Linked DNA regions of Mus musculus: regions 1 and 2 are each linked to region 3. Evidence: chromatin loops called from intact Hi-C (ENCODE). Cell type or tissue: left cerebral cortex. All regions are shown on one strand.

Region 1 (8,000 bases), 130 kb before region 3:
GACCCAACTTCTGTGAGTTGCCCTCTGAACTCCATGGGTGGGCTATGGCATGTATAGTCATACATACATTCTTTCTCCCTCTCTATCTCCCTCCCCCCCCCAATGAAATGTAATAAAACTGCTTAAACAAAGAGATAAAAAAAAAAAAAGAGTATAGGGGCTGAGGAGACTAAATGCTTGCTGCTGAGGCACAAGGACCTGAGTTCAGATCTCCAGGACTGACATAAGAGTTGGGCGTGGGCTGGAGAGATGGCTCAGCAGTTAAGAACATTTGCTGCTCTTACAGAGGACCTGGGTTTGCTTCCCAGCTCCTACGTGGTGGCTCACAGCAATCTGTAACTCCATTTCCAGGACCTCCACGGACAGTGCGCTACATAAACATACACTAAGGCAAAACACTCATACACATAAAATAAAGATGAATTTTTTTTTTTTTTTAAAAGCTGGAAATGGCTGATTGCACCTATGGTCCCAGTATTGAGGAGGCAGAAACAGGCAGATCCTGGGAGCCCTGGGGGCTTGAAGGCCAGTCCCCATAGTTGAACCTGTGAGTTCAGCATTCAGTGAAAGAGCCTGTCTGAAAAGCCCAGGAGAGTGACTGAGGAAGACACTTGAAGGTTGACCTCTGGCCCCCACGATCCCATGCACATACATGCACACTCACCTGCATGAATACATGTATGAACAAATACACACAAGGCCAACCTGGAAGACACAGGCTGCTGGTAAAGCCCTATCCCCAAACAAGTAAACTTCACTGCACAGAATGGGAGATTCAGAGAACAGTGCTGCTGAGAGTCATCGCTGCCCAGTACTGGGAGAGGCAGCATCTAGGGCTGCAGGCGAGTGTGAGTGCAGGGTCACCCCTGCCACACGAATGCACTGACTTCTGAAGAGCCACCGCAGGGAAGCACACAGCCTTAGAGGGTATGGGCTGGAGATTGACAACCATGGCTTTAACTGTCCCCTGGAAAGGAGTGTTTGATCGGGCTGGGTGATTGGCTTCTGCACAATAGACTTTGGACCGACCACATCTGAACCTGATTTCTGATTACAGAGCTCCATGGGTTAGTTTCCACATCAAAGGAAACTTTCCCCGGAGTAGGCCACTAAGTCCAGAGCAGCTTCCTCTGCCACAGATACCACCAGCCAGTGTTCAACAGAATGTTTGTGCCCCGTCTGATGTAAGAAATAAAACAGAAAGTCTTGGGGCTTGAGTTAGGTGGCAGAGTGCTGCTCTTGCGGACGTCCTGAATTTGGATCCGAGCACCCGCATCCACACTGGGCAGCTCTGTAATTACAGAGTTGCACGCAGTTCCAGCTCCGTGTGATCTAATGCCCTCCCTATTCTGGCATTTGTGGGCACCCAAACACAGGGTGGTAGACACAAAGACAAAGACACACACGCACAAATTAAAATAAATTTTAAAAATACATTAAAAGCATACAAAGTTTGAATACTATGTGTTGAATATGTTGTTTACTATAGACACTGATCAAACAAAGGGGCCTAAATAAACCAGGGGACATCCCATGTTCATAAACTTAGAAGTAATGTCACTCAGGCTAGCCTTGAACTTGTGATCCTTGGGTCTCAGCCTCCCATGTTGTGGAATTTTAAGTGAGTACCACCTCTGGGTGTTTGCTTATTTGTTTAGCTTTTTTGATTTTTTTCTTTGGCCCTTTTTTCCCCCGAGACAGAATCATCTTACATGGTATGACCAGGATGCCCTACCACACACTATGTAGCTCAGGCTACCCTCAAATTTGCAGCAAACCTCCTACTTTAGTATCTGGGTGTTAGGGTTGCAGGTGTGAGCCTTCACACCTAGCTAAAGAGCCCAAATTTGGTATAGCAAAGCAGGGTCATCAATTCTTTCAAGACCTATTATCAGCTATATTGATCCTAACCATGTAGAGACATGGTTTACAGACATACATAAACAAGAATCATAAACTGCTGTGCATTGTAGGCTTATGTGCTGAGCGGGCATAGACACTATTTAGATTCTGTGCTTGGCACTGGAGGACAGTTAGGTGTCATGGAAGTCACCCTTAGCCTATTAAGTGGAGGAACAGGCTATTTCTCCACAGGGCCTTTGCAGTTTCCTGTGGATCCAGAAATGTTTCAAAGGCAAATGTGTAAGAGCTGCTGGCCCTTGCCTTGCTCTTTCTTCCCTTTGACTCTGTCGCAAGAAGCCTGGAGAGACACTTCTCTAGAGTCACTTGCTGGGTCCTCTTGAACTGATTTGTCATTTTGAGCCCAGAACCTTGCTGTTTTTAAACTTTTATTTATTATTGTGTGTGTGCGTTGTGCATGAGGAAAGCTGTGTATAGAGGGCAGAGGACAACTTTTGGAAGTCTGTTTTCTACTACTGTGGCCTCTGGCGCTTGAACTCAGGTTGCCAGACTTGGACAGCAAATGCTGAGCCATCTCCTTAGTCCCCACCCCCCTTTTAATAAAAATTTCACTTACATCTATCTATCTATCTATCTATCTATCTATCTATCTATCTATCTATCTATCTATCTCTATGAGATATGGCCTTGTTTTATGCTCTGGCCAGGAACTCAGTAGTAGATCAGAATGGCCTCAAACTTGGGCTGATCTTGTCTCAAAAATGCTGGGATTACAGGTGTGTACCACCAGGCTGGAGAGATGGCTCAGCAGTTAAGAGCACTGACTGCTCTTCCAGAGAGTTCTGAGTTCAAATCCCAGCAACTACATGGTGGCCCACAACCATCTATACAGCTACAGTGTATTCATATACATACAATAAATAAATAAATCTTAAAAAAAAGTGTTTACCACCATGCCCAGCCAGTCCTTCTCTTGAAGAGTTAAAAGAGGGTCACCACTAATAGCTAGGCCACTGATGTGACCTGTGAAGATTCCCAGAATACCAGGGCTTGTTGCCCTTTAATTGATGATAGATGTTAGGAATTGAGGAATCAGTTCCACACTCCTGTGTGGTGATGGTGGTGGTGCATACCTGTTATCCTAGCAACTCAGAAGGCTTGAAGTAGGAAGTAATCTTGGCTTATATATTGGAGATCCTGAATCACCAGCCAACCAACCAACCAACCAACTAACCAACCAACGAATCATGTGATCCTGAACTTAACTAAGGCCTGTAATCCCAAATACTCAGGAACCTAAGGCAGGAAGCTCACGAGTTCAAGGCCAGCTGGAGACAAAGTTCAAGTCTAGTTGGTTAGCTTAATAAGACCCTGCCTCAAGACAGAAATGTTTCCCATGCTCCACGTTCCTTTATGCAACCTCAGCTGAACTCATTGGTACCCACATACACAGGGGATGGCTAGTTGGAAATCAGTGGGCAGAGACAAGGGAAGGAAATGGGTAAATGTGATCAAAATACATTCTATACATGTCTGAAAATGTTGCAGGAAGCCTATCATTGTGTATAGTCTATCTATGCCAATAAAATCCTTCTTTAAAAAAAAGACTTTACAGAGACTCCAATTTTAATAAAAATTTCACATTTTCACTCCACTCTCAAGTAAGGTAAAGAGAGGTCTGAAAATGTAAATAGCCCAGTGGGATAAAACATTTGCCTACCACGTGCATGGCCCCGGGTTCAATCTGTAGTACACCATAAAGGAAATAGCACTGTATGAACACTGAAGGAAGAGTGTATTTAGGGACTAGATTTACACTCTACATCCCACGACCAAGAACCTTAAGAGTTGCTTGCCTGCCCTGGGAGCTGTTTTGCTTTCCTTATGGCAGTTTGGGGTGTGTGAGGATGGAGGGCCAAGTTCCTCTGGTCTTGTCCTGGCTTTGGTGGATGTGAGGAAACTGGACCTCTGCCCAGTGAGCTGTGGGGCAGAGGCTGAGTCTTCACAAAGCTTGAGAAACAGACCTTCAGGGCCACCCACCTGCATGCGTGCTTTCTTTGTGATCTTGTTCTAAAATGTCTAATTTTGTGTTCTTTCAAGACCCTTTAAGTCATGGGTGCTCCAAATCCTACCAGCTTGTTTTGAGTCTAGTTCTTGTTTTCCCGGGGCTCCACATTAAGGAATACTTAGACCCTGGGGGATATGTGGACATCTGCCCTGAGGGGAAAAAAAAGATGGATCCACTTGCCTTGAGCCTTTCCCCGGCGTCTTCCAAATGGGCTATGTTGTCCGCATGTTGCCTCTTCTTGGTTGCCAAACACTCTAAACAGTCCTGGATTAGCTTCTGTGAGAAGGGTCAGGAGAAAAAGGAAAACTGTCACTTTCAAGCTAACGAGCTTCTAGTCTCTCCACCAGGGACTGAACTCCAGGCTTGGCAAGGGGACATCCACCTGCTGAGTCACTTCATTAAACCACTAACCCACCGCTGCACTGAATTCTTTTCCAGCAGAAGTGCCTGGGGCTCTGCCGGTGAGTAGTTTGCCCAAAGTCAAGTGATAAGATGCAGGGTGAGCAGAGCCTCTGGCCCTCTGCACCGCAGGCCTTTGTCAGGGATGCCACAGCCTGGATGCCTGGCTCCTATTTCTGTTTGTCTGCTTTTAGAAGTTGCTTTTTCTTTTTTTTTTTTTTTTTTTTTTTTTTGGTTTTTCGAGACAGGGTTTCTCTGTATAGCCCTGGCTGTCCTGGAGCTCACTTTGTAGACCAGGCTGGCCTCGAACTCAGAAATCCGCCTGCCTCTGCCTCCCGAGTGCTGGGATTAAAGGCGTGCGCCACCACGCCCGGCGAAGTTGCTTTTTCTAATACCTGGTTTGGGTCTCTTCCCTCCAAGGGGTAGCTATTTCCACCTTAGCCTTCTCTACAGCTGGTCTTCCACTTGGCACCTGGGCCTAACTCTTGAGAACAGGGGTGGGGATGGGGCCTGAACTTTTTTAAAAAAAGAATTATTTATTTTATGTATATGAATACACTATAGCTGTCTTCAGACACACCAGAAGAGGGTGCCAGATCCCTTTACAGATGGTTATGAGCCACCATGTGGTTGTTGGGAATTGAACTCAGGACCTCTGGAAGAGCAGTCAGTGCTCTTAACCGCTGAGCGATCTCTCTAGCCCTCGGGGTCTGGACTCTTAATCAGCCAAGAGTAATAATACTAAGGCATGTCAATTTCCAGGGGAGAGCTGGAAGCTCAAGGAGGCTGGCAGGCGTTATGAGCTCTAGAGGAAGAATAAACCTAGGTCCTAGTCCTCGCTCTACAGCCATGTGCTCAAAATCTGTTTCCTCCATCGCAAGCAGGTTTGCTGTGTGGAGTAAATGAGATCAGAGTGGCTGGCCAGCCGCACATGCTCAGTGCAGGTCACTTTGCCATGTTAGCATCCAACAAGCATTTGCCGCAGTGGTAAATGGGGGCAGGGAAGGGGGTCAGCCTTGGCTTCAGCTTCCACATACTCATCATCTGGGACATCTAAGCCACCTATTGCTCAAGCTGGCCCAAGGATACCCTAGCTCTCTGGTTTAGGATCTCCACCTCCAGCCACTGGAATTTCTGTCTCCTGATCCCATGAAATTCTATTTACCCTTCAAAGCGCTTCCTTGACGGTTACTCCTGTGCTCAAACTCCGCCCGCCCAGACCTGCGCTGCACGCTCGCCCTCGCGGCTTCCCACCTGCACGCGCACAGCCTCCTCCTCGGCCAGGCCCACCGGGTGGCGGCGGTACGCACCCAGAACCCGGCAGAGCGCCCACACGGAGCGGCCACAGCGGCGACAGAAGAGCTCATGTCCACCCAATGGCACTTCCCTGGGGAAGTGCTTGCGTGGCTTCCTGCCCCAAGTTCTATTTTCTGGCTCTCACTGGCCACCACCCTGGGCTCCCTAGTATGATATGTAGTACATTGCAGTGCTACTATCCTACCCCTGACCAACCAGGCAACTAACTCATCCAGATGCGGCGAGGATCTGATTTCTGACTTGGCTCACGGTACAAGCCATGGCGCTGAGTGCTGAGTATGTGCTTGATGAAGGAATGGCTCTGTGGATAGACAGAGGAAGGGTGCCTAGGTTGACGCATAGCCTTGGGTCTCCGAGTAGCAGCATTTGAGGATCCTTATTAGCAGTCATTTCACAGTTGCTGAAGGATGGTTCTGGAAGCAGGGGCAGGACTCCACTAGTCAGACTGTCCTCCCTCAGGCCCAATTCAGATTGGAGTTGTAGTCTTGTCAAGGGTGGTTAAGTCAGGAGAGAGCAGAAAGGAAGGTGCTTTGGGCAGAATTACAAAGACTTCTTGGAGATAAACATAAAATCAGCCCCGGGGGTTCAGAAGGTTCTGGCTAGCTTGCCTTCCTCAAATGCAGAGAGGAGAATAGATTCTGCAGAGCCAGGGCAGCCGGCTGGGGGTCCTGCTTTCTCGTTATCTATAGAAGATAAGGCTGTGATTAACAAGCCTCTTCCGTGGGTGGGGTGGGAGAGGGGACAGTGGTGTATTTGCATAGGGGGAGGAGCCGGATTCAAGGCAGGAAGAGGGACCTTATTGACTTAGCAAAACAACATAGGCCATCAGGTCCCAGTTCAGAATGGCCTTTTATGAACTCCAGGGTCCAGAGACATTTCCAGGCTTCATGGAACACACGCATACATACAGTTTTCTTTTTCTACAATCTGGTCTTTTGAGATAGTCTCTCTACATATCACAGGTTGGCTGTAAACTCCCAATTTTCCAACTTCATCCTCCCCTGTGCTCTGTTAGGCGAACGTCCCTCCCGCGTCCTTGACTCTGGTTGGGGAGTTGCCCTAGCAGAAGCGGTAAAGAACGTGTGAGTACTAACCAGCTTGAGCCTCCTGTACCCCAAGCCAATCTTGGGAAGCTTCGCTGGTGGTTTGAGCAACTTTTGCACTTCCATAGGGTTCTGCCTCCCGATCCTACTGTCTACTATCTAGAGGACCTCAGGGTCCCCCTTTAGTTTCCCTGTCCTAACGGGATTTGACCCTCCTTTGACGGTTACTCTTGTGCTCAATCTCCGCCCGCCCAGACCTGCGGTGCACGCCCTCGCGGCTTCCCACCTGCACACGCACAGCCTCCTCCTCGGCCAGGCCCACCGGGTGGCCGCGGTGCGCACCCAGAACCGGGCAGAGCGCGCACACACAGCGGCCGCAGCGGCGACAGAAGAGCTCAGCCGGGCGTTCGCTGTGCTCCGGACAGCGCCAGCCATACGCCCCGTCGGGCTGAAAGGGCGCCCGCGCCTCGGTAGTCTCGCTCGCCATTCTCAGTGGCAACCGCTGTTCTCTGTGCAGTGTGGTCGGGTTGGGTTGGTGCAGAAATCGAAACCTTGCTCGGGGAGGGGCGGGGCGGGGCGGGGCGGGCGACCCAGCTCCCAGTGGCAAACTGGAGGGGCGATGACCTGCTGGAGAGTTGATGCTTGGTCCCACCTAGTGCTGGATCCGCGGCACAGCATCCTTCCACTCTTTCTCACCTTGAGGAGGAGGAGGTCACTATAGATAGGAACGCGGGTGCTTGCACTGATGGGCTCACTGGAAGGTTGGCTTCCCGCTTGTTGATGATGTTGGGCTTCTGGCAAACTGCGGAGGTGCGTAGTAGGTGGTGTGGCCTGCCCAGAGGGCCTACATTTTCTACACCTCATTTTGTTCTTTTCCTGTAGTGCTTCCTCCCTATGGTCAGCCATGTGGGGGCAGGTGGGGGTGAAGTTGGAACATACTTCCAAGAAGCCCCAATTATCTTCAGGCTAAAACTTCAAAGCCCCAGGCCCTGAAGATGTTCTGATTTCTCTTGCCTTGATGGGTGAATGACCCACCCTGTTTCTAGCCGGGGCATTTTGCAGTTCTTGCTTAAGGTATAGCTGCTGCTCACTGTCCCCCAATCACATGGAGGTGTGGCTTATCTCCTTCTTCAGGAAGCGTCCATTCTCCACCCACAGCCGCCTGACCACCCTGCCCCATCCTGCCCCTCACGAATTCTCTCAAACACAAGTGGAAGCACTTCAAGGGTATTCGGACCTTACTGACCAGTTTGCCAACCTGGTCCGGTATCATCTGGTCCAGACACCTAGTGCTAAATTGGTACTTGTAGAAC
Region 2 (8,000 bases), 160 kb before region 3:
GGTTGGTAGTGGCCCCGCTTGGAACTCTAGCATTTGGAAGGTGGAGGCAGGAGAATGAGTTCAGGCCGGCCTCAGCTACACAGTAAGCTTGAGGTGAGACTGAAATACACGAGACTGACTCAAAACAAGACACCAAGATGAGTCTTGCCCTGTGTCCTCAGATGCTTCCTCAGAGATGTTTCTAGAAATGGCTCTTAGGGTGGACTGTAGGGATGTGCTTTTACTGTCTTTGGATGAGTTTCTCACACGCGTGCACATGTATGTATGTATGCATACACCATCTCTGGCTTACTGTGTCTTACCTTGTAGCCCCATCAGAACCCCCTATATAGATCAAGCTGGCTTTGAACTCACAGAGCCTCCTGCCCCTGCCTTTCGGAGTGCTGGGATTAAAGGTGTGCCCTACCACAGCTGGTACATAAAACACACCTCTGCCTTTGTGTTAGTCTCCCAGACTTCCGAATATATTTGTAATTGTAAACATTGGCCCTTGTAAAAAGGTGGGAAGCCGCATACGGTAGCTTGTGGTTGTCATCCAGCATTGGTAAGTTTAGGCAGGGGGATTGCCGTGAGTCCAAAACCAGCCTAGACTGTATAATGAGTTTCAGACCACTTAGAGCTACAAAGTGAGAGTTCATCTCAAAAATAAATAAGCAGGGCCTGTGAGATGCTTATCAATAATATCAGTTGTCCCCCAAGTCCAGTGGTCAGAGTTCAGTTCCCAGGTCCTTCCTGGTGAAAGGAGAAAGCAAGCCCTGGGGGCTGTCCTTGGATTTCCACGTAGCTACACGTGCGCCGTGGCCCTCATGCCATGCTGCTTTAAGTAAACACATACGGAAAATTTAAAAACTAAACGAGCCGGATGTGGTGGCGCACGCTTTTAATCCCAGCACTCGGGAGGCAGAGGCAGGCGGCGTTGAGGTCAGCCTGGTCTACAGAGTGAGTTCTAGGGCAGCCAATACTACACAGAGGGACCCTGTCTCAAAAAGCAAACCAATAGACGGATGGATGGATGGATGACAGACGGACGGATGGATGGACAGACGGACAGAAGGATGAGGGGAGGCCGAGAGCTCAGGTTTCAGCTACATCACCCTTTTCCTGACACCGAGGTTCATCCATAGAACTTGAAGGAGCTGCTTCTCTTCCGTCATGGTAGGAGAGGGGGTAAAAAGCGAACCAGAAAAAGTGAAAAGACCTCCCAAAGTGTTGAGTTCAGTTCAGGGCAGCTTCCCTGTTCTGTTAATTAAACTTTGGGACATTGGAATTGGCTGAGGGAAATGACTGAATAGAGAGCATTACTCTATTCATATTCTTCTAGCCTACACAAACAAATAAAATACAGTTTTAAAAAGTTAAAAAAAAAGAGTGAAAAGACTAATAGTCCCAGCAGTTGGGAGGTGGCGTCTAGCCTGGGCAGCCCAGCCTGCAAGCTGGAAGCAATGCTGCTTTGCTGTGCTGGAAACCCCGCTCGGAGGCTCCTCTTCATTTGTTTGAGGCTAGTTTTCCGGCTAGCCTGGGGCAGTGAGACAGAGACGGGTAGGAGTACCTTTACAAAAGACTTAAGTTGATTTTGCTTTGCCAAGCCAGCATTTCCTGCCAGGCCTCCTTAGAGCTGGCTTGGTTGGGTTCTGTCTGTCCTTCCGTGTCCACCACCTCCGTTTCAGTGGCAGGTGGTTCCCGCACTCACCTTCCTGACTTCCTTCTGCCAGCCATCATTTTAACGAGTTCTGTCTTCCTCTGCTGTGCAGGATGTTCCGGGCGGCTCTGTGTGCTCAGGAGAGGTTAAGGTGTGGCAGGAGTTTATGGAGTCTGAAAAAGTTCGTAGGACACGTGTCAGGAGGGTGTGCAGAGGAGGTGGATTTTAACCAAAGAAAGCTTAGTATTGAGGCCGCAGGCAGAAGCCGTGAGCCTGGCAGCCCTGCTGGGCACCTGAGCAGTGACTCCGCTCTGCCACTGCGCTCTTCCTTCTCTCCCCTGGGTGCCTGCTGCCTCTGACAGGGCTGGCCTGTCCTTTTGGGCTCTGTGCTCTGTCAGTGTAAAAACTACAGCTCTCATCTTAAAGGGACCAGGAGGTAGTTTATTCTGGAGCTATTCTGAGTGACAAGAGCCTGGGAACACAGATTTAGGTTACCCCAGATTCCATGCTCCAGTGTGGAGCAGTATCGCAAGGTTTTTATCGTTTTACAGAACAAAGGAAGCCATGAATCGAGGTACCTTTAAAATACATTTGGAAAGTACAGCAGAGAAGTAGGTACAGCGAGGTGGGGGAGCTGTTCTGTAGGCCCAGGGTGTCTGTCGGCATTTAGCTCATAGATTGGCAGAAGCTAGTGTGCCCCACTAAGTTAACAGCGTCTAAGAGGTTTTTATTTATTGCCATGAGCTGTTCAGATACAAAGAGGGCAAGGCATGGCTGTACCGGAAGGCTAAAACTAGGCCAAGATAAAGGTCATTGGTTCCTGAACCTACAAAATTCCAGTCTCCCCACAGTACTGCAGATAGGTCTTCCAGAAGTTGTTTTCTTCCTCTTCTTCCTCCTCTTCCTCCTCCTCGTTTTTGTTCACAGCCAGACTCTATACCTTTTTTCTTTAAAGGATTTATTTATTTATTTTACGTGAGTACACTGTCTCTGTCTTCAGACACACCAGAAGAGGTCATTGGATCCCGTTATAGATGATTGTGAGCCACCATGTGGTTGCTGGGACTTGAACTCAGAACCTCTGGAAGAGCGGTCAGTGCTCTTAACTGCTGAGCCATCTCTGGAGTCCCCAGACATACCTTTTTTTTTTTTCCAGGAATTTTTGGTGCAGTTCCCCAGTGGTCACTCACCCCTGCACCCACACCCTATCGTCACCACGGGCTTCTCTTTCCTCTCCGGTGTGATTCCCCAGCCGAAAGGGCTTTAGAAAAGCCCCAGTTTCCCAGTGTGGCTGACCATGCCTGTAACCCCAGCACTCAAAGCAGGGCTATTCGAAAGGCAATTTGAGGCTAGCCTGGCCTACGTATGGTGGTGTTGTTTGAAGAAAGAGAAGCCCTAACCTTCCTCTTTCAGTAACTCCTTTTTGGACTACAGCTTCTCTCAGTATACACACAGAAGAAAGGTTCTGTGAGCGCACACTGCCTGTTCTTATTTTATTTATGTATTTATTTTTGAGGCAGGGTCTCTCTGCAGCACTGGGTGTTCTGGAACTCCCTGTGATCAGGCTGGCCTCACACTCCATCTACCTGCCTCTGCCTTTGGAGTGCTGGTTCAAAGGCATGCCTACTGTCTCCTCTTAATAAAGTTTAAACAGTTCTGAGTCAGTCAGCCTGGCACAATGGTACATGCCTGTGACTGAGACTGAGGCAGGAGAATCAAGAATTGGAGGCCAGTGTAGGCTACATAGCAAGTTTCAGGCCAACATAGAATAAGAGCCTGTCTCAGAAAGCGAAGAAAAGCAATCCTCAGTCAAATCAGGTTGATAGACCTGGCTTTAAGACCAGAGAGGTTTATGTCCTAAGGAGCAGTGAGCTGGTCAAAGTTCCCTCAGCACTAGTCTACTGGGAGTGTCCTGTTCTGTCACTGAACCCAGTCACCGTCTGGGGAGCTATTAATTGATTGAATTACTTTAAGGCAAACTGAAAAGAGGAGGTGATAGGGCTGTATGGCTTGTGCCAGGGGAGGGGTCTCACAGCAGTAGGGCAGGTTAGAGGAAGCCAGCTGGTCCTAACCTAAAGGTGGCAGGTTTGCTCCTTGCCAGGGTGATGAACCAAAGGGGCAGTTCTCAAAATGGCCACTAGATGTCGATAGTTCCCCAGGGGGATTGCAAAATGAGGTGCACTCCTTCCTCCTAGCAGTTTAAAAAAATAATAACTAGAAGATGATAGAATTCCATTTCATATTTCATAGTCCCTGTAGGTAAATCTTTGAGATTTTTTTTTCTGCACTAGGCGTCCTTACCTGCGCTTGCTTAGTCTGTCTCCTGAGCCCACACTTTGTCTGCTAGAGGTTCTAAACCTGCCAGGAAGGTGAATGGAGGTCTGTGGCCGTGGGCTAGTTTAAAAATGTCTTTTTTCATTTTTCAAGTTTTTTAAAAAACATAATTTATTTTTATTTATGGGTATGGATGTTTTGCCTACAAATATGTCTGTGTACCATTTGAATGCCTGATACCCTGGAAGGCCAGAAGAGGGAAGGAATCGGGTCTCCTAGAACTGGAGTTACAGGTGGTTGTGAGCCTCCACGTGCATGATGGGAATCAAACCTGGGTCCTCTGGAAGAGCAGCCAGTGTCCTTAACCCCCGAGCCATTCTCTAGCTCTTGTTTTCTTTTTTGAGACAAGTTCTTATTATGTCATCCTTGCTGACCCGAAACTTGCTGTGTAAGACCAGGCTGGTTTTGAACTCATAAGAGAATCCACCCTTATTAGTTCTTGCAATTTAACAGGATAACAGAATATGAGATTTTACTTTTGGGTGGTGTGTGTGTGCGTGTGTGTGTGTGTGTGTGTGTGTGTGTGTGTGTGGTGCTAGGGATCAAACCCAGGGCCTCACACAGGCCAGAGAAGTACTTGTCCATCTCCCCCCAAGATTGTCCTGGAACCATTTGCTGACAGCTCCCAGCCTCCTGAGTCTTCTGGTTGCATCCTACATTATAGGGTTCATTGAGTCTGAATGGCGGCTGGTTGGCTTTCTTGCAGGCCCCACAGTTCAAGGTCTGAACAGGCCAGCTGCTGATGAGCAGGTCAAACCAGGACACAGATTGCTCCATTTGCCTCTCCTGGTAGGAGTCAGTGTCTTCTTTCTGGTTGTTGACCTTTGAGGGCTGGTCACTCTTTCTGCCTGGCTCTGGGTCATGCGTAGGTCACAGCCCTTTTGCTTTTGTTTACAAGTCTTTGGGGGAAAGAACAGTCTGGCCAGAGGTAGTGTTTCCTTCACAGATTCTTGTAGCAACTGATGGCCGGAACAAGCCCTGAGTGTTCCCTGGACAGATGGGTGTGCAGACATAGAATGATGCATTCTCTGGTCTGCGCCAGCTTCCTCTGTCCTATACCACAAGGACAGAGTTCTGACCAATAGTGAAAGGTATTCCCTCTGATTTTTTGTAGATGGCAGTTGAGTTTCTGCACGAACTGAATGTTCCCTTTTTCAAAGTTGGATCTGGGGACACTAACAATTTTCCCTACCTGGAAAAGACAGCCAAGAAAGGTAAGCGTCTTTCCTAAAACCAGACCCCAAGCTTTGTGTTTCTGCCCCCTAGTGGCTGCTCACGGTAATAGCGCTTATGGGTACTCCACTGTTTCTGTTGTTTTTGGGTTTTTGGGTTTTTGTTTTTGTTTTGTTTTGTTTTGAGACAGGGTCTCTCTATGTAGTCTGACTGGCATGGAACTTGCTGTGTAGCCCAGGTTGGCCTCAAACTCCTAGAGATCTGCCTGTCTCTGCCTCTCGGGTGCTGAGATTAAAGATGTGCACCACCACACCCAGCTTTGGAGACCCATCTTAGAAACCTGCTTCTACCCTTTCGTTTTGGGACAGTGCTAGGGACTGAACCCAATGCCCCGGGCACCTGTATGAGTACCACCATGGAGCCACATCCCTGGCCAGTGCAGGAATCTCTTCCCTAACGTCTCCACACGACACTAAATGGATTCCCCCGTGTGAATTTCCCTTCCCTCATTTCAAACCTGGGATGGAAGCAGGTCGTATTACTGGGATATTCTGTACTTATCTCATGGGCAAGGTATCAGAAGCTGTAAGGACGGGGCTCTGTGCAGGCCAGCAACAGGGCTGGTAGCTCTTGGCCTCTCTCAGTTGTGCTCTTGCACTGGCGAATCACCATACTGCAGGCTGCGTATCTCTAGTCCACAAGGCTTGGGGCTAGGAATGATCCAGAATTTCGAGTGTTTCAGACTTGAGATTTGTAGGAAGAGATGAAGCTCGTCTGTCCTGGGCAGCCTCTTGATTAGCAGAGATGCCTCTCTTCCCCTCAGGGTTGAGGTCCTTGGTGTGCTTCCCTTCGCTGAAGCATGGTGCCGAGGACAGTGTATCTCCTCCTCAGTCTTGGTGCGGTGTCTTAGATGTGGGTGGGGGAAGAGTCTGAGCCCCTGTGAAGAAGGTGCCGGGTTCTCCAGGTCGTCCTATGGTGATCTCCAGCGGGATGCAGTCAATGGACACCATGAAGCAAGTCTATCAGATCGTGAAGCCGCTGAATCCCAACTTCTGCTTCCTCCAATGCACCAGCGCGTACCCACTACAGCCCGAGGATGCCAACCTGCGCGTCATCTCGGTGAGCGCCCAGCTCCCTTGAGACAGCGGAGCCTTGACTGCTTGTTCACTCACAGTGCTGGGGACTGAGCCCCAGGCATGGCACGCTAGCCCAGCTCTACCACTGAGCTACATCCCTAGCCCTAGCCTTTCTTATAGACCCCGGGACCACCAGCCCACGGGTGGCACCGTCCACAATGGGCTGATCCCTCCCGCAATCACTAATTAAGGAAATGTCCCGCAGTCAGGTCTTATGGAGACATTTTCTCAATTGAGGGTCCTTCCTCTTCTGATTACTGCAGCCCTTATGTCGAGCTGACATAAAACTAGCGAGTACAGTGGGTGCTCTTCCTGCATTCCCAGCCGCCCTCAATGAGAGACTTTTTCTCGTCTCATAAAGGATTGGTCAGAGTGCCTTACTGTCTCTCCCGTGGCGGCTCTGCTCTGACGGGCTGGGATGGGGTACTGCGTGTGAAGCCCAGAAGGGCAGCCACTTCCCTCTTCTCTCACACAGGAATACCAGAAGCTCTTTCCCGACATTCCCATCGGGTATTCCGGGCACGAGACGGGCATCGCCATATCTGTGGCCGCCGTGGCTCTGGGGGCCAAGGTGTTGGAACGTCACATAACGTTGGACAAGACCTGGAAGGGGAGTGACCACTCAGCCTCGCTGGAGCCTGGGGAGCTGGCAGAGCTGGTGCGGTCTGTGCGCCTGGTGGAGCGGGCCCTGGGCTCCCCAACCAAGCAGCTGCTGCCCTGTGAGATGGCCTGCAATGAGAAGGTGGGTGCTGCCTGACCGCCCAGCCTCGCTCTCCTGAGGCAGGGGCGACACACTTGCTCAGGATGACCTGTGTGGGTCTGATAGATAAGCTGGTGAAGGAGTGTCTACTCATCCTTCTGAGCTTCACCAGACTACATGGGTGGCAGGGAAATGTGTTCCATAAGAGGAGTTCGGGCGTGTCAGCCACCTCTGGTCGCATTAGCTTTTCCACTAAGGCTCTGAAGCCCGTGGCCCTAGGATTCTGGATGTGAAGTCGTGAGATGGTCAAGCCTGGGTCACGTGGAGTGTGCATGCCTGGGGCACAGGGTTGGCCACAGGCATCATCGCAGGGCTGCTGGGCAGGGGTGGCGAGGCTGAGGCATGCTTCCTGGCTTCTTGAAAGCTATGGCCCAGACCTTTCTGCCCTTCTGAGTTTAGAGCCAGGAGTCGCAGGACAGCCGTGTGCAAGACTCCTCGCCTGCAGTTATATGGGTCGGGCAGAGACCAGACACTAGGTATACATGAAGAACACTGTCATCTTTTATTCCAGGGGAGACTACCTACTACCTCCCTAAATTACAGCTGCACACATACTGGGGAGTTAGCAGTAAAAGAATCTAACAGCCTTGCAAATGAAGTGGAGAGAGTTGTGCAGGAAACCAGTGTGCAAGTTCTAGGAGTTGGGCGTGAAGGGTAGTGCTCAGAGCAGAGGGTGAAGTGAAACATAGCAAGGGCCACAGCCTTTCCTGGTGCTAAGTCCACGCAGAATTAGACCTCGAGGCTCTCGTGTGTAAGCTGCAGATGCTGCTGCAGAGTATTTACAGGGCGGCAGAGGCACTGGTTGGGAGCTTCAGACAGCTCCTGGCCTCCGCGCCTGCCACCCCCCCCACCCGCCCCACCCTGGTCTGTTCTCTTCCTGAGCGCCCCTTGTCATTTGAATACCAGTCACCCTCATTGCTCGTGAGCCCTCCATGACCTTATTTTATAGAACATGGTG
Region 3 (8,000 bases):
CTTCATGCCTGAGCCAGCCATCTGGGACACTCCGAGGACACCTTGAGACAGCTATGCACAAGGCTGCAGTTGATGGTACTTGGAAGGTAGGGGTGGAAGGAAGAGGAGTTTAAGGCCAGCACACTCCATAGCAAGTTCAAGGGTAGCCTGTGCTATATATGAGTTGTTTTGTTTGTGTCTCTTTACTCCTGTCAAGAAGAAGAGGGGGAGGGGATTGTGGAGAGATGGCTTCGTGGATAAAGCACCAGCCCCGAAAACATGGAGACTGGAGTTTGGACTCCTAGGTCCAGTTTAGCAGTAAAGGCTGGGTAGATGTGATGGCTCCCCATCATTCCAGCACTTGGGAGAGGGGACCCTGGCGAAAGCTATCCAGCCAGACATTCAGAAGCTGCGTGTTCTGAGTCCAGTAGGAGACCTGCTTTAATAAAGTGGAGAATGGTTGTGCAATGCAATGAATGGGATCAACTCCAGGCCCCTACAGGCATATGTGTACCCCCCACACACATACGGGAGGAAACAAAGACGGGAATTAAAAAGGGAAGAACAGAAGACTAAAGAAAGAACTGTCACAGATCACCCTGGCTATAGAAGACACAGACTTAGGCCTGTTTTTAACACTTCATACCAGGTTTTTGTGGTGACGGCTTGGACAAACCATTTCTGTCTTAGCCAGAGGGGTAATACTTCTGCCTGTGAATGATTCAGATACTTTTTGGACGTACAAGCAGTCAAGGGTTTGGGGAGGTAGCTCAGTGCTAGAGCATGTCTGGCAAATGTGCATGCACACCTCACAACCCACAAGGGGCTGGGTTCAATCTCCAGCACCATGAAATAAAACCCACAAACTGTTGGGGACAGGGGTCACACATCAAAACAGGTTAATTGAGAAGTTTTCTTAGAAAATAAAAATTAAAAAAAAGATTTATTTATTAAATTATATGCGCATGTCTGTGTGTCAACTTGTGCTCTTGAGTTGTAGACACACCCAGAAGTCAGAGGCACTGGACATCTTGGAGCTGGGCTTGCAGGTAGCTGTGAGCTCCCCATGTGGGTGCTGGGAACTGAACTTGGGGTCTCTGCACTTAACTGCTGAGCCAATCTTTTTAGCTACCCTTAAGAAATCTAGGTGTGTGGACATGTTGGTAGAGTGACTGCCTTGTATGCACAGGACTCTGGGTTCAAAGTCCTAGCCCTTGCTCCTACCTCCAGAATTACATAAACATGTATGGGAGGAGTATACCCACGTAATCCTAGCATCTGAGAGACAAAGGTTGGAAGAGGGAAGGTCAAGGCATTTTCAGTTACAAGGTGAATTTGAGGCTAGACTAGAATACAGCAGATTCCATCTCAAAAAAAAAAAAAAGCCAGAATATCTATCTGTGTCTATATATGTCATCCAACATCTTGTAGAATGGGTGTAAGGACACAGCCCAGGAGAGTTTCGCTTTCATGGGAATGCTGGAAAGAAGAACTCCTCACTTTCTGGCTTGCTGATGGTTGAATTAAGTCCTTTCTTTATATTCATGAGAAGGCCTGCCCCATAGTGTCTCAGACATGACTATAATTGGAGATGGGCTTTAAAGAGGTAAGCTACAGGAAACAATCTAATCTAATATGAAGGGCCTTATGAAATGGGATTAGGAGGCACGTACACACACACACACACACACACACAGATCATCTGAGGATGTGGGAGAAGACAGCCAGGCAAAGGGAAAGTCTGAGAAGAAACCAACCCTGTTGACACTTCAGCTTGAGACTCCCAGACTCCAGAACAGTGAGAGGATCCGTTTCAACCAATGTATACACAAACCCAGCCAACCAGGAGTACATCTCAGAAGCAGCTCAAAATGGTTTAGGACACCCAGAAACTTTCTTGGAAGCCACGATGAATAAGTATAAGTGTGAGTCATATCACAGAACTTAGTTTAGAGTATTCTGAATTAATTTTCAAATTGGGGAGGTTGAATAGATTCCATGATAGAAATAGAGATGGCAGCAGGAGACACATCCAGTGTTGTGCAGTTGAACTGTCTATGTGTGAAGACAGGAAAGACACTTCTAGGAGCATTTTGTCCAGCTGGAAAATGGAGTCTTCAACCCTACAGCTGCCTGGAATGGAGTTTTGCCAACACTGCAAAAGTCAGAAGAGGGACTGCCCTAGAACCCACTGCGGAACCCCAAAGACCAACACTGGGGTTCTGACTTACAGAACCTGGCTGTTTGTGCATCTTCAAGTCTTCCTGTTACAGTTTGTATGGGTTAGATGGGGAGGAGCGGAACATCTAGATGGTATCTCACTGGTACAGCTATTTGTAAGCCAGGACCCTCAGCTGGGCCCCTTGATCTTGAAATACTTGGTTTCCAGAGAAGGGGGATAGAAGGAATAAATATGAAAGAGAGAGGCAGAGAGAGAGACAGAGAGGAAGAGACAGAGAGAGAAACACACACACACATACACACACACACACAGAGAGAGAGAGAGAGAGAGAGAGAGAGAGAGAGAGAGAGAGAGAGAGAGAGAGAGAGGGAGGGAGGGAGGCACTAAAGCTCCAAATAACAAAGGCCTGCTTCTAGCCATCTGTACTATAAAATCGACACCAGGAGGGCTGGCTGTACAAGCCCCGATGCCCAGCTGGCATGTTGGGGGCGTGTTGGGGCATGTTGGGGGAAACTGAGCCTCCAGAATTTAGTTTGGCAGTGACATTTTTTTCCTTCGGCCTTAGTTCCCATTTCCTAAAAGCAGGGGTCCTGGCATCTGCTGCAGACAGCCCACGGAATGTTACTCTCCCATGTTTGCTCCAGAGAAAAGAGAAAATGGAAGGAAAGACGTTTCTGCTGTGTGTTTAGGAACAACAAGAGGGAGTCCCTCTTGATCTAGAGGTATGGGTTGTCATTTATTCTAATGTATGCATTCTTCTGGTTATTGTGTCAAAAAGTCATCAACAGGAATCCCTGGTTCCTTCCACTGTTGGGTTAACTGTAAATAGGAACTTGTCAGAAAGCGACACCTTGTGGCTCTTGTGGGTACTGCCCTCCTGCAAAGCTTTCCTAAAAATCTTTTTTAAGTACCTAAGAGAGCATCCCCCGTGTAACCCTTTATCCGTAAGTATCCCAAACGACACACCACTAATTTAATTTCTTAAAAACCTTTAGTATATTTCCACTTCATTTATTTAGTGGAAGCCAGAAAAACTTCCTATCTAAATCACATGTTTCTGTTTAGAATTATATTACATCTATTTTAATAAAGAATTTAAGTCTGGCTTAGAGGCACACGCCTTTAATCACAGAAGTCGACAAGCAGACTTAGGCAGAGCTCTGTGAATTCAAGGTCAGCCCCTGTACTTAAGAGAGTTCCAGGACAGCCAGGGCCACCACAATGACTAAGGTGATGGCATCTTATTTTGACTCCGTTTGTTGTTGGTTTAGACAGTTCTCAGCTCTCTACTCTGCTCCCACAGAAGTCATGGCTGCCTTGGCAACACTTTTGAAATGTCTAAGGCCTTGACCATGGTTCAAATGTATTAAGCAAAAATAATTAAGCTAAAGTAACCAAAAGAGATATGAGTAAAAAAATGTAATGTTATGAAATAACTTCTGTACATTTCACTACGTAGAGAGATCTGCCTGAAAAGAACCAAGAAAAAAATCAGATTATTTGAAGTTATCTTTTATGTATATTTTCTTTTTCTATTATGGAATAGGAGTAACTTTCATGAATGTGATTATACAGTAGCATTGAAGATGTTAAAAGCCATTGGGAATGCAGCTTGCTTTCTAACATATTTATTTTTTGTAATATTGTTTTAAATGACTTATTTTCATTTTATGTGCATTGGTATTTTGAGGGTGTTGAATCTCATGGAGCTGGAGTTAACAGTTGTGAGCTGCCATGTGGGTGCTGGGAATTAAATCCAGGTCCTCTGGAAGGGCAGCAAGAGCTGAGCCATCTCTCCAGCCCCAGGAATACCATTTTTGTTTCAAAAGTTTTTATCATGTGGTGTGTGTGTGTGTGTGTGTGTGTGAGAGAGAGAGAGAGAGGGGGGGGGGCATGTATGGGACCAGAGAGGCCAATCAGCAGAAGTCATTTCTCTCCTTTCTACTGTGTGGATCTCAGGGACTGAGCTAGGTCACCAGGACTGTCAGTAAACGTTCTTACCCGCTAAGCATCTCTCTGGCCCCTCTTGATTCTCTCTCTCTCTCTCTCTCTCTCTCTCTCTCTCTCCTTTCCTTCCTTCCTTCCTTCCTTCCTTCCTTCCTTCCTTCCTTCCCTCCTTCCTTCTTCCCTCCTCCCTCCCTCCCTCCTTCCCTCCCTTCCTTCCTTCCTTCTCCCTCCCTCCCTCCCTCCCTCCCTCCCTCCCTCCCTCCCTCCCTCCCTCCCCCCTCCCTCCCTCCCTCCCTCCTTTCCTTCCTTCCTTCCTTCCTTCCTTCCTTCCTCCCTCCTTCTTCCTTCCCTCCTTCCTTCCTTCCTTCTTCCTCCCTCTCTCTTTCCCTCCCTCCCTCCCTCCCTCCCTCCCTCCCTCCCTCCCTTCCTTCCTTCCTTCCTCCCTTCTTCCTTCCCTCCTTCCTTCCTTCTTCCTCCCCTCTTCCTTCCTTCCTTCCTTCCTTCCTTCCTTCCTTCCTTCCTTCCTTTGAGAATTAACTTTATTTACAAGCATGTGTCCTCTGCAAGTAGATGTTGTTGTTGGCAGGTGTTCTGTAAATATTGAAGGAGGTAATCAATGCCTATTGGAAATGGGGGACAGAGAATCATCATTGTCTTTGCTTGTGTGTTCGTGACATGATGGCACCCCAGAGGACAGGAAGAGCTCTCTGTGCTACCTGGCAGGACCGTGGAACAAATGGCAGTCCCGTCAGCCCGACCTCGCTTCACTGAACATAATGGGAATTCTGTTCCCTGTGTCAACCACAGCATTTAGCCACAGAATCTTGAGAGAAGCTATCTGATACTGCACACATGAACACACTTCCATTTTATATCCCTTGTTGAAATATGAATATGAAATAGACTCAGCAAAAAAAAGTCAATATTATTTGTATTATACACACACATATAGATTTTTTACAGCTATTTATTTATTTGGTTCGTGCATGTTCGTGTGCGTGAGTGTGTGAGCGTGTGTGTGTGTGTGTGTGTGTGTGTGTGTGTGTGTGTGTGTGCACGCGTGCACAAGAATGTGTCATGGCACTCACAAAGAGGTCAGAGAACAACTTGAAAGAGCTAGGTTCTCTCCTTCTTCTGTGTAGGCCCTAGGGATTGAAATAATGTGGTCAGACTTAACAAAAAGTATCTTTACCCATGGAGCCATCTTGTGGGTCCTATAGTTTTTTGTTTTCTGTTTTGGGGTAGGGCTTCTTGTAGCCTAGCCTAGCCTCAGATCTCCTGTGTAGCCAACGATGACCTTGAACTTCTGCCCCTCCTTGCTTCTGTCTCCCAAATGGTGAGATTACAGGTGTGCATCAGCATAAGGGCTGTCTGTCTGTCTGTCTGTCTGTCTTGTACTGGGGATTGAGCCCAAGGCTTTACAGATGCCTGGAAAGTGTTATGCAACAGAGCCACATTCTGCAGCCCCTTATTTTGTATTTTAAAGACTGAGAGAACGTGGAATACTTTATTAATTCTCAGACTTCATCTCATTTCACAAAACAATGAAAACCCTAGACTTGTGTGCTCTATGTGCTTAGCAAGAAATGCAGTAAGGCCTTTTCCTGAGAGGATGGGAAACCCTTGTTTCTGAGGTAGAAGGAAACCTCAGACCTGCATCTGACCAGGGTTCAAGCTCTCTGTGTCCCAGGCTGGCAGACTAGAGAGCTTTGAGCTGTCTTAGAAGTCAACAGATGTGACAAGGAACACGGTGCTCTGATGTGAAATAGACCCCTCCCCAACCGGGAACTAGAACTAAGTTGTAGCTTCAGGACCCTCAGTCAGCTCACATCCCAAGAGTCACCTCTCGGGTTCTCCTGGCCTTCTGGGATCCTGTGTCCAGGGCCACATGGTGACAGCCTTCTGTGTTGTTCACACATGCCACAAAGCTACAAGGCAGCTATGAAGACAGAGTGCAGGGAGAGAGGGCAGGAGGGCTTGCACACAGCTCCTCACAGTTGTTTTCTGGTGAAGACAGAGATCCATAGATCAGCAAAAGTCACTGCTTACAAGAAGACAGCCAACCCTGACTTTCGGTTCAGCAGGCTGGTGTGAGGAGACCAGCACAGGCAGGGCACTGAGGAAATGGCCGCTTGACTGTGGCTACTAAAACACAGTTCACATGCACTAGAGAAGCCACTGCTCCCCATTGCATCCGTGGGAAGAATTCAACAGAGACAGAGTGTAGAAGATACAGAGTAAAGAGTGCTTTGAGGGTCTGGAGAGATGGCTCAGAGGTTAAGGGAGTGCTAGCTGCGAGAGAGAGAAAGAGAGAGAGAGAGAGAGAAAGAGAGAGAGAGAGAGAGAGGAGAGAGAGAGAGAGAAAGAGAAAAGAAGAGTGCTTTGCAGGGATGGAGGCCTGCCTTTGTCCCTTTGGAGAGATTTCAGGAAATGAAATCTGTTTTCCATTGCTGTAACAAAACACCAGAGGCTGGACACTTTGTGAAGAGGCTTATTTAGCTTGCAGCTTTGGAAGCTGAAAGTCTGGGAACTAGTCACCCCATCTGTTTGGCCTTTGGCAAGGGACAATCTGGCTATTCCAGTGCATAGCAGAAAAGCAGGAGGAGAAATGGCTGTGTATAAAGGGTGTGGCACCCGTGGAAGAGCCTTACATTATAGCTCACTATGTGTGTGTATCTGTGTCTGTGTGCATGTCTGAGTGTGTGTGTCTGTATGTCTCTGTGTGCCTGTGTGTGTTTACATGCCACAGCACATATGTCTGAAAATCTCCACCATGTCAGTCCCAGAGATTGAAATCAGGTCATCAGGCTTTTGCTTCCCCCACCTTCCCCTCCCCCTCTTCCCCTTCCCCTTCCCCTCTTCCCTTCCCTTCCCTTCCCTTCCCTTCCCTTCCCTTCCCTCCCCTCCCCTTCCCTTCTTTTCTCTTCATTTCCCTTCCTTTCTTCCCTCCATCCCTCCTTTCTTTTTCTTTTTTCTTTTGTAATAAAACAGAGCAAAACAAAACATGGGTTCTGGGGGTGGAACTCAGGTCATCACGCTTTGTACACCAAGTTCTTTTCTGATTGAGCCAGAGTCCTTTGAGAACTACGTCAACCCTTTGAACAACCTGTGGGAAGGATTGGTGCAGGTCTCAAGGGTCAGCGTGTGCAGTGACATCACCATCATCCACGCGGTCTGTCCTTTACCTGTTTACCATCCGTCCCATCACGTGTCAGTAACTGAGCTTCTAGTACCTTACCTCAGGGGACACAACAAGCCAAGTCAGGCAGTGAGGCGATACCCTTCAGGTACGATGACATGCTACAGGAGGTGACACTGTCCTGCTATGCTGTCACTGCCTGGAATGGCTTCTCAGCTTGCTGTTATCCAGTCCTTCTTCAGAACCATCTCTCATAAACCTCATGACAAACAGACCCCTTTAATCCTTCATTTTCCAGAACCAAGCAAGCTGACATCTCTCCCGCCTGCCAGGTTATAACCCCCTTTCTTTGGTTGGAGTAGCTGGAAATGGAACCTAGGACCTCAAGCACTCTAGAGCTTAACTCCTGAACTATTATACCCCCAGCCCCTGGTGTGGCTTCAGACAGAAGTCATTACAAAGACAGCCCTGCCTCTCCAGTCAGCTTTGATCATTTCTATCTCCACCTATGCTGCACACCTATGCATCACCGTCGGTCGGGTGCTTTCAAAGAGGTGGCCACCACGGCCATGGCAAACATCTGTTGTGACAGCTGCCTCAGAGTTCAGGTCAGTGGAGACAGTTGTGAGGATGTGGGGATAGGAAGGGCAGTCTTCAGCCCAGAGAAGGAGAAAGGACAGAGGCCAGCAGCTCCCTCAGAGTCTCTTAAGCTTCAAACTTCAGGACTCCCCATTTTGGGAAGAGTAGGCATGG

The links. A loop is a pair of places that touch in the nucleus more often than their neighbours do. Peaks named below come from ENCODE experiments on the same cell type or tissue, not always from the same donor. Only the 100,000 strongest peaks of a DNase experiment are listed, where the experiment ranks them.
Region 1: it touches region 3 in a loop (2.0-fold over the local background); 12 of 42 quality-filtered maps call a loop at or near these places.
Region 2: it touches region 3 in a loop (6-fold over the local background); 16 of 42 quality-filtered maps call a loop at or near these places.

What each region holds. Positions count from the first base shown.
Region 1 is chr4:46,528,907-46,536,906 of GRCm38, forward strand. Trim14 (tripartite motif-containing 14) reads right to left here and starts at 7,235. Exons shown (of 6, transcript NM_029077.4): 1 at 6,974-7,235; 2 at 4,109-4,204. The coding sequence starts at 7,174. It overlaps Gm16731 (predicted gene, 16731), which reads left to right and starts at 6,995. Exons shown (of 4, transcript NR_151695.1): 1 at 6,995-7,157. In left cerebral cortex, CTCF peaks have their summits at 4,921 (motif pointing right) and 7,328; DNase peaks (open chromatin) are centred at 5,734 and 7,329; H3K4me3 peaks cover 985 bases.
Region 2 is chr4:46,493,956-46,501,955 of GRCm38, forward strand. It overlaps Nans (N-acetylneuraminic acid synthase (sialic acid synthase)), which reads left to right. Exons shown (of 6, transcript NM_053179.3): 3 at 5,088-5,187; 4 at 6,111-6,265; 5 at 6,758-7,024. It overlaps Gm22247 (a small nucleolar RNA gene), which reads left to right and starts at 1,200; the gene lies at 1,200-1,330. In left cerebral cortex, CTCF peaks have their summits at 3,777 (motif pointing right) and 5,237 (motif pointing left); DNase peaks (open chromatin) are centred at 3,767 and 5,226.
Region 3 is chr4:46,654,305-46,662,304 of GRCm38, forward strand. No RefSeq gene overlaps it. Among named protein-coding and RNA genes, the nearest start is that of Tbc1d2, 8.1 kb to the left of the region's middle. In left cerebral cortex, a CTCF peak has its summit at 3,019 (motif pointing left); DNase peaks (open chromatin) are centred at 1,952, 2,663 and 3,010; H3K27ac peaks cover 831 bases.